Regions from separate parts of the Homo sapiens genome. Here regions 2 and 3 are each linked to region 1. A link is a contact called in ENCODE Hi-C or POLR2A ChIA-PET data. All regions are on one chromosome and are shown on one strand. Each heading gives the region's core, a stretch centred on a gene start or an enhancer-like site at or near the end of the contact. The rest is flanking DNA. Distances are from core to core; before and after follow the strand shown. Region 1 overlaps ANO1 (anoctamin 1). Region 2 has its middle 86 kb from the start of LINC02753. Region 3 overlaps ANO1 (anoctamin 1).

Region 1 (3,073 bases), core at 227-2,726:
CAGGGAAACGGGGATTTGTCCAGGTGTTCTGTGGGTGCTCGAGGGCCTTCGGGCCCAAACCCCACCAACGATGAGGCTCCTGGGCTTTCCCCTGCACCCAGTGGCCTGGACTGCTGTGCACAGCACACACCCATGGTTCCTGCCCGATATGGGAGGTGCCTGGCCTGCTGTGCACGGCACACACACCCCATGGTTCCTGCCTGACACGGGAGGTGCTGTCTGGGGAGGCCCCTCTCAGTAGCACTCTGACCTTCAGGCTTCAGCCCTCCAGCACCCCGACGCCATGATTGAGGGCCAGACATCCATAGTGAACAATGCCCTCCAGGGTATGAAGCGGCCTGTGAGGACCAGGGTAGGTGAGGAAAGAAGCTCACCCCCTAGGAAGCCAAGGGCAACCCGAAAACCACCCAGGTCTGATCTTTAGGGGTGCAAACCTTCAAATCTTCTAGCAATTTCGAGCCCACGCTCCAGCTGCAGGGAGTCCCATCCGTGGCCAAGACTGGATGATAGAAGCACACAGGGCCACCGCGTGGACTGAGGGTCTAGGCCCTCGGGCCACGGGGGCTGTAGCGGGGACCCTCAGCATCCCTGCCCACTGTGTATCCACCATGGGGACTCACTTCTCCTTTCTGTTTGTGATTTTCTTCTTTCTTCTGAAACGAAAATGTCAGAAGCAATTCCAGGAAGGTCAGAGTTCTTCTGGGCTGGGTTCAGAGGGAGGTTTCCGCCGGCATAGTTAGTCACTGCACTAAGGTCAGCATCTTCTGCCCCCTCTGGTTGGGGGCTGTCTGGGGGGCTGACTCTGTCCCCTTGCAGAGCCCCATGGTCTGGCCAGATGGGGCCTCACCACCCCCACGGCCGTGGCTCTCGACAAAGTAGGTTCATGAACCTCAAAGACCCCAGCTTGAGGGCCAAGAGTCGGGGCAGAATGCACTCCTCAGGGCGCTGGCTGGGGGCGAAGGGGACACGGCTGTCACTCCCAGTGTCTTCCTGCTGGGGACAGGCTGTGGTCAGCCCGGGCACCATGCTTTAAAACATCCCACATGTGTTTTTGCCGAACTGGTCTCATGACCCCTTTCCCGAATCTCACCAGATGTTTCCCTGGGAGAGACCCTGTTGCTCATGTAAACGGGGGTGCATGTTTTCCCAGGGAGGCCAGCAGCAGCCACCGGCTCCTTGACCACCGTGCAGAAATCCTCATGGACTCAGAGGAATATATTTTGGGTCTTTGCATGTGAGTGAGCAGAGCCCAGAAATAAATCTGTGTCTGCAACAAGAAAAGACAGGCTCTCCCACACGTGGGCTGTCTTTTCTCCTGACTCAGAGGTGCCCCATGAAGTCAGTGCTGTTCCTGTGGGTCACCAGGATGGAAGACCTCCACCTCTCCAGCCTCAGTGCCCTCCGTGGCTCCCCAGCACTGAGGAGGTGGCTTCAAGCTTCTTGGCCGAAGGAGTCTGTGCTTGCACAGGCAGGGGCTCAGCTGGACCAGGGCTGCCAAGAGCACCAGAGGCTCCCCTGCTGGGAAACAGGCCTTGTGATACCCAGTTTGCGATGAGGAAATGTAGGCTCAGAGAGATTAAGTCACTCTGTGGAAACCACACAGGGGCAGGGCAGGATTCCAGCCCAGGCCACGCCGTCCCAGGCCTCTAAGCACAGTGCCCACTCAATCTGCCCCTCGAGGGCCACAGAAGGATCTGGGCTCATCTTGCCGGAGCCCCTGGCACTGCCTCCTCCAGTTCACGCTGAGATCATCAGTTCTCAGAGGGAGCCCAAACCCACACCTTATGTCCTTCAGCCCTGGGCTCCCCTACAAGGGTCCCCACGCCGCACATTCTCCAGTCACCGTGCCTGGGGCAGCCTAGTCCTGCTGTCTCCCTGAAGCAGCTTCAGGCCCCCGCTCCTGGGTCCGTGCTCCTGCAAAGCTCCCCTAACCACTGGGACAGGCCCCTGCACAAAGCCCTGCAGGACCGCAACCTGCAGCTTCAGGGTGGGAGCAGAGGCTGAGCGGTGGCCCCCGATCCACATGCTCCTGGAGCCTGCGAACGTGGCCTTGTTTGGAAGAAGGGTCTTCGCAGAGGGAATGAAGTTAAACATCTCTGGATGAGATCATCCTGGATTTAAGGTGGGCCATAAATCCAATAGCAGAGAATGGCAGAGGGAAATTTGAGACCCAGCGAGGAGAGGAGGCCATGCCATCAAGGAGCCAGCAGCTGGAGCGATGTGGCCACAGCCAGGGGACGCCTGGAGCCCCCGGAAGCTGGGAGAGGCAGGAAGGATCCTCTCCTAGGGCCTTCGGAGGGAGCATGGCCCTGGAGACACTTTGACTGTGGACTTCAGGCCTCCAGAGCTGAAGGAGAATGAACACCCACTTTGGGGTCACGTGTTACAGAAGCTGCAGGAGGATCCCGCAATGGCCAGCATGGCACACGCCTCAGGGCCTCAGTTTCCCCAGCTGTGAAATGAGGATGATGACAGGACCTGCCTCACAGGCTTGCAGTGAGGATAAAATGAGTTGATATGCATGGAATGCACGCAGCAGGGACCGGCACGGAACTGACATTGAGTGGATGTCAGCCTCTGTCAACATTACTATTACTATTACTGTATTATTGCCCTTCGTTCGTTCATTCCATAAATATGTGCAAAGCGGCTGCTCTGAGCCTTCCGTGGGCAGCAGGGCAGCACAGAGGAGGCCTGAGCGGTGGTGCTGGGGAGAGGATGGCGTAGGGCAGGCCTCGTGGACGCAGCCGGGGGCCTCACCATCAGCATAAGCGACCACGGTGGGCTTCAGAAGGAGCGATGAGACAGGATTCACCCCATTGCCATTTGCTTTTCTATCGGATCAGGAAGAAGCATGGGATGAAGCTGGGGTGTCAAGGAGGGTCTCCCTTCCTCGGTGGTCACCTGAGGTGCTGGGGCCCCACCTTTAACTCTCTCTGCTGGACCTGGAAGCTTTGCCCAGGTCCCTGGGACCGTCGCGTTCACAGGCTTCCACCGAGGCTCTCGCTGGGTACATTGACTTGACCCACTTCAGATTTTGTTTTCTTAAAACTCATCCCCAAGTACACTTTGG
Region 2 (3,073 bases), core at 182-2,681, 120 kb before region 1:
GCATACTGTGGCTGAGAGGGGGTCAAGGAAAGCTTCCCAAAGGGACACTTGAGGAGGGTTTCTGAGAGCAGAGGCGGGGCCGGTGTCCCCAGGGCAGCTTGGCCCGGTGTTTTCTTTCCCTGGGAACTGGCATCCCCTAAACCCACATTAAACCAGAGGCCGGGACCCTGGGGACAAACGCTGCTCCCTGTGCAAAGAACCCACGTAACTCTGAGCTGTGCTGTCCTGGTTTCTGGAAGGGGGTGGCATTTGGAGCCACTCCGTGGGCCTTTTCACCAGGCTGCCACCTCGGGTCCGACGAAAACAGCAAGTGTTTTTGTTGGCAGAGCACCTCCGAGAGGGCCCAGCCCTAGAAGCGGATGGACTGGGTGCCTGCAGGCTACCTTCTGTGTTTTTTCTTGTTTTTTGGTTTTTGGTTTTCTTGAGACAGGCCTCACTCCCGGTAGTGCAGGCTGGAGTGCAGTGGCACGATCTTGGCTCACTACAGCCTTGACCTCCAGGGCTCAGGTGATCCTCCTAGCTCAGCCTCCCAGGTAGCTGGGACTACAGGTGTGCGCCAACACACCCAGCTAATTTTTGCATTGTTTTTAGAGGCAGGGTCTTGCCATGTTTCCCAGGCTGGTCTCCAAATCCTGACCTTAAGCAATCCTTCTACCCTGGCCTCCCAAAGTGCTGGGATTACACGTGTAAGCTACCGCACCCTGCCCAGGCCTCCTTCTTGATTGTCCTATTTGTAAACTAATCTCCATGTGAGGTGTCCCCTCTCTTGAGTCATTCTCCCATGGACTCCTAGATGGAAGCCTAATCTCTCTATTCAGGACGAATTGAATTATTCCTGCAACCATGTGAGGAGAAAACCCCTCAAGTGTGTTCAATTACAGAAAGCACTTTCTATATGAAGCTACCATCCTCAAATAATGACTTACAAGCCTATTTAGAGTTCGTAATCTCAACTCTGTCTTATTGCCAAGAGTCTTGGCATTGGTGCTATTTATGCTGAAACAACCAGGCTGTGTTTTCTTTGATCATATATTGAGTGTAAATATTTGCACCATTAATTAGAGTCAGTTTAATTCCAAAAACTCGAGCGATGCGGGCAACCTCTAATGGTAAACAGGCCTCTAGATGTTAGTCATACCTGCAAGATTCCATGCTGAGAGGCCTCCCTTGAGCCTTTCACCTGTCTCAGCCCTACAAACAAACAAAGGTTGAAGAGAGGCCAAGGGTCCGGAGACAGATTTTGAACGTAGTGAATGACAGGGACTAAAGATGAGCTTTTTCCTATTATTTCCATACCCTTCTTTTTGCTCCTGGTAATAACATTTTGCAACTGGTGTATTGAGTTCACCCATGCCAATTCCAAATTCCAGAGAGATAAGCAGAAGGTTGGCATGGTGCTCTGGAAAGAGCTTTGGAGTTGACTAGAAATCTCTAGAATCAGTTGGACCCGGATTTTAATCCAAATTCTGCCGCTTACCAGCTGCATGGACTTGAGCAAGCCATTCTTCCTCTCTGCGTCAGTTTCCTGAGCTATAAATGGGGACAATAATTCATACTTCATACGAATGAGACAACAGAGATAAAAATAATAAAGTGGATATTTAATTCTAGCTGTATGGCATTGCCCAGGCTCTCTGAGCCTGGGGACTCCTCCCTACATCTTAAAAGGAAGATATCAAGTATGCGGGACTCAGGGTCAGCTCACAAAGCCTGCGTAACACACAGAAGCAATCCTCATTCTTCCTTTTCCTCCAAATGCAGCAGCCCAGCCATGAGTGTCCTGCAAAACACTTTTAGGGGCAAAGGGAGCCAACGTGAAGTGGCACAAGAACTTGGCCAACAGGAGAATTGCAACACGTGGTGAGAACGTAGTTCACTTGCCCTTCTCTTTCTGTCTTTCGGGGATGTCATGGAGAAAGTCTCAGCTTGGTGCCAGGAGGTCCATCATGCCTCCATAGCACACCCGTCTCCCTGGCCAACTGTGCCGTGCCGTGGTTCAGGGCCTCCCCAGGGTATCCCAGGGAATTGAATAACATTAGCTCATTTTTATGGTGCTTTATGAAACTTCCGTTCATGGCCAGTGCTTCTTCCTCTCCACTTTCAGTAGTGATATTGGGTTCTTTAAAAATAAAGTTCGATAAGCCCTAAAAAGGGAGGAAATTTTGTCACAGGCTACAACATGGGTGAACCTTGAGGACATTACACCCACTGAAAGAGGCCAGTCCCAAAAAGATAAACACCACATGTTCCAATTCATCTGAGGTCCCTAGAGCAGCCACATTCACAGAGACAGAAACTAGAATGGTGGTGCCAGCGCTGGGGTTAGGGAAGTGGGGAATGGGAGTGAGCATTCCACGGGTGCAGAGCTTAGGTTTTGGAAGATAAAAAAGTTGTAGGGGCCAGGCATGGTGGCTCACACCTGTAATCCCAGCACTTTGGGAGGTCAAGGCGGGTGGGTCATGAGGTCAGATCGAGACCATCCTGGCTAACACGGTGAAACCCCGTCTCTACTAAAAAATACAAAAAATTAGCCGGGCGTGGTGGTGGGCGCCTGTAGTCCCAGCTACTTGGGAGGCTGAGGCAGGAGAATGGCGTGAACCCAGGAGGCAGAGCTTGCAGTGAGCTGAGATTATACCACTGCACTCCAGCCTGGGTGACAGAGTAAGACTGTCTCAAAAAAAAAACAAAAAACTGTAGAGATTGATGGCTGTGAGGATTGCATAACAATGTGAGTGGTCTTAATGCCACTGAGCCGCACACTTAAAAATGGTGAAAATGATCAACTTTATGTCATGCACATTTTATCACAATTAAAAAATAAAGTATGGGCTGGGCACGGTGGCTCACGCCTGTAATCCCAGCACTTTGGGAGGCCAAGGCGGGCAGATCACAAGGTCAAGAGATCGAGACCATCCTGGCCAACATGGTGAAACCCCGTCTCTACTAAAAATATAAAAATTAGCTGGGTGTGGTGGCACATGCCTGTAATCCCAGCTACTTGGGAGGCTGAGGCAGGAGAATCGCTTGAACCCGGGAGGTGGAGGTTGCAGTGAGCCAAGGTCATGTCATTGCA
Region 3 (3,073 bases), core at 330-2,829, 84 kb after region 1:
GCCCAGAGGCACAGTGCATACATGGTGTGGGTGTTGTTAGCCCTGTTTTGACAAGAAGAAAATGGAGGCACAGAGAGGTTGGGTGATTTGCCCAAGGCCACACAGCCAGCAAGAGGCTGCCAGCGTCTGCCTGGTGCCTTCTCTCCTAGAAGTGCACTGTTCTGGCCACCAGGCACTCTCCTTCAGCTGCCAGGGGGCTGAGAGGAACACCCGCGACCCTGCATCCATTCACTCAGCATGCCGAGGCTGTGCGGCTATGGTCCCCGCCAGAGGCAGTGGCATATGGCCAGGGTCCAGTGTAACTGTGGATGGGTCACCCCCTGTTGCGGCCGGCCCTTCTGCGCCCAGGCTGGGGGTCCCCCTCACTGCCATGTCCCCTGCACAGGCCTTCGTGATCTCCTTCACGTCTGACTTCATCCCGCGCCTGGTGTACCTCTACATGTACAGTAAGAACGGGACCATGCACGGCTTCGTCAACCACACCCTCTCCTCCTTCAACGTCAGTGACTTCCAGAACGGCACGGCCCCCAATGACCCCCTGGACCTGGGCTACGAGGTGCAGATCTGCAGGTACTGCTCTCTGCTCCCCTCTTTGAAAAGCCACGTTTATTGGGTTTCTGGGAGAGCCTGGGTTTGGACGGGGCTCAAATCAGGAGCAAGTCATGAAACAACGCAAACTTGCTTAAAAAGAAGAAGAAGGAAAAAAAAAAAGGCTGGTGCAGTGGCTCACACCCGTCATCCCAGCACTTTGGGAGGGCCAGGCAGGAGGATCACTTGAGCTCAGGAGTTAGAGACCAGCCTGAGCCACATAGTGAGACCTCATCTCTACAAAAAATTTTTTAAATAGCCGGGCGTTGTGGCACTCACCTGTAGTTCTAGCTACTCGGGAGGCTGAGGTGGGAGGATCAATTGAGCCTAGGAATTTGAGGCTGCAGTGAGCTATGATCGCACCACTGCACTCCAGCCTGGGCAACAGAGTGAGACCCTATCTATAAAGAAATAAACAAATGCCTAAGGGGAGGAAATTAGAGGTGATTTACCAGTTCCTGTAACTAAGAAGCCCAGGATAGCTTCAGGCATGGCTGGATCCAGGAGCTACAGTTTGCCATCAGGCTCCACTCTGGCACTGCCTCTCCACTTTGATTTCCTCTGTGTTGCATTGTTCTCTTGCTGATGAAAAGGATCCCTAGCAGCTCCTGGCTTCAATCCTTTCTGCTCTGCAGCCCCTGTGGGAAGACCTTCTGTTTCCCAATAGTCAGTGAAAATCCAGGGACTGAGTCTTACTGCCCCATCTTGGGTCAGATGTCCATTCTTGAACCAACCACTATTGCCATGAGGAGGGGGGCTCTCCTTGGCTTGGCCTGGGTCATGTGCCAGGGTGTGAGGTCACAGAGAATGGGGGGGTCCTAGGGAAAACTGGGGTGCTATGACTTGAAGAAGAGGAGACAGATGCTAGCAGGCAAAGCCTTGAGCACAGAATAAAGAGGAACGAGCTGGTGCGTGTGGCTTCTGACACTGGGAGGACAGGGCTGCTTGTTCCCATGGGAAAGCAGGTTGTGCAACTTCTGCCTGGCCCAGCAGCTGGCACCAGAGCCGTGGCCCAGCCTGATCCTATCTCAGGAGTTGGCAGCTCAGTGCTGAATAGGCCCTCGGAGACTCCCATCCAGCTCCCTCCAGAAATCAAGCTCCGTAGGCAAGGGCCCTATCTGTTGTGCACCGCCCCCCACCCCGGAATTCTCCATCCCTGGGGTGGGGTCTGGCACATAGTAGTTGGTCAATAAATGCTTGTGACATAAGTAAGTGAGGGAATGCCCAGACTGAGGCCCAGAGAGGTCAAGTGATTGCCCAGGGGACACACAGCAAGGTGGTAGTCGGAGTGGGCGAGCACCAGGGATGTGGGTCCAGGCCAGGGCTGTGCCTGCAAATCCAGGTGGCCCTTCTCCTAGCCTCCCCGACTGACCTCAGGTTTTAGTGACCAACAGGGGCACAAACGGCCCCTGAGCCCCTGGAAATCCTGCCCCTCATGGGGGCATTTTCTGTCCAGCTTTGGGAAGCTTTTCCAATGCAGGGTGGGGACGTCAGCTCCATTCAAGCTATGTTCCAGCTGATGTGTGGCATCCCCCAGATTCAGGGAGCTGTGGAGGGAGGGAGGCCCTAGGCAGAGACCTCACCCTGCCCCCACAGACCCTGGGCATCTCTGGGTCTCTGTGAAAAGAGGAAGGGGCTGGGGAGAACTGGAGCACGGGCAGTGGTCATGAATGGGGCAAGCCTCCTTCCTGAGGCTCCAATCATATCCACGAAGAGCCAAGGTCAGTGGCAGGACCTTGGGGAGAGGGGTGTGAGTGAGCTTGACTCTCCAAGCAGGAGATCAGTCAGCTACATCTAAAGCTGGTAATGAGAACCAGGGGCAGTTCCTTCAAGATAAGGAGGTGAGGACCAAGCAGCAACCCTGGAGGAGGAAAAGCAGCCCCAGACCCGGGTAGGGCAGGGCGGGCCAGGCCGGCTGCCTGACACGCCTCTGCCTGCACCAGCGGAATGCTTAGCTTCGTTCTTTCGCAAATGTTTGATAAACTGCTTAAGTTACTTTGATAAAATGTTCAGGGTATTGTTTTGCTGTGTTTTTTGGTTGTTGTTTGGTTTGCTTTTTTTAGAGACGGTCTCACTTTGTGGCCCAGGCTGAAGAGCAGTGGCGTGATCAAAGCTCACTGCAACCTCAACCTCCCGGGCTCAGGTGATCCTCCCACCTCAGCCTCCCGAGTAGCTGGGAATACAGGCGTGCACTGCCAGGCCCGGCTAATTTTTGTATTTTTTGCAGAGACAGGGTTTTACTGTGTGGCCCAGACTGATCTCTAACTCCTCAGCCTGAGATTACAGTGCTGAGGTTACAGGCACGAGCCACCACACCTGGCTAATAAAGTGCTCAGAGGTTTTTCTTTGGTAGATTCCCTCAAAGAGGGGATGGACTGGAGGGGTGTTTCATGGAACCCATTCTGAAGTTCTGTGGAGCATGGGCGTTGGGTTGAGGTTCAGGAGGTTCAAGCTTAGGGAACCCCCCCGACTTCAACCAAGTAGG

Evidence for each region. A loop is a pair of places that touch in the nucleus more often than their neighbours do. ChIA-PET counts read pairs that join two places held with the same protein, here RNA polymerase II (POLR2A). Pooled maps may share reads with other maps.
Region 2: a loop to region 1 is called in a map of aorta, with 2.1 times the contacts of the local background. The contact joins two enhancer-like sites. A Hi-C loop is called at or near these places in 1 of 168 maps with a recorded cell type or tissue (aorta) and 1 of 50 pooled maps. POLR2A ChIA-PET finds 5 or more read pairs at or near these places in 1 of 52 experiments (A549).
Region 3: a loop to region 1 is called in a map of DLD1, with 14 times the contacts of the local background. The contact joins two enhancer-like sites. A Hi-C loop is called at or near these places in 8 of 168 maps with a recorded cell type or tissue (DLD1, G401, K562 and 5 more) and 1 of 50 pooled maps. POLR2A ChIA-PET finds 5 or more read pairs at or near these places in 1 of 52 experiments (activated T-cell).

Annotation. Positions count from the first base shown.
Region 1 is chr11:70,098,243-70,101,315 of GRCh38, forward strand. The region is part of intron 2 of ANO1 (anoctamin 1); the gene reads left to right. Among named protein-coding and RNA genes, the nearest start is that of ANO1, 21 kb to the left of the region's middle. RefSeq lists an enhancer at 1,005-1,764. Within about 2 kb of position 1,477, at least 3 of the 41 ENCODE cell types and tissues checked have a DNase peak (open chromatin) inside an H3K27ac peak, as active enhancers do.
Region 2 is chr11:69,977,945-69,981,017 of GRCh38, forward strand. It overlaps a transcript of ANO1 not described here. Among named protein-coding and RNA genes, the nearest start is that of LINC02753, 86 kb to the right of the region's middle. Within about 2 kb of position 1,432, at least 2 of the 41 ENCODE cell types and tissues checked have a DNase peak (open chromatin) inside an H3K27ac peak, as active enhancers do.
Region 3 is chr11:70,182,117-70,185,189 of GRCh38, forward strand. It overlaps ANO1 (anoctamin 1), which reads left to right. Exons shown (of 26, transcript NM_018043.7): 24 at 386-570. Among named protein-coding and RNA genes, the nearest start is that of FADD, 20 kb to the right of the region's middle. Within about 2 kb of position 1,580, at least 4 of the 41 ENCODE cell types and tissues checked have a DNase peak (open chromatin) inside an H3K27ac peak, as active enhancers do.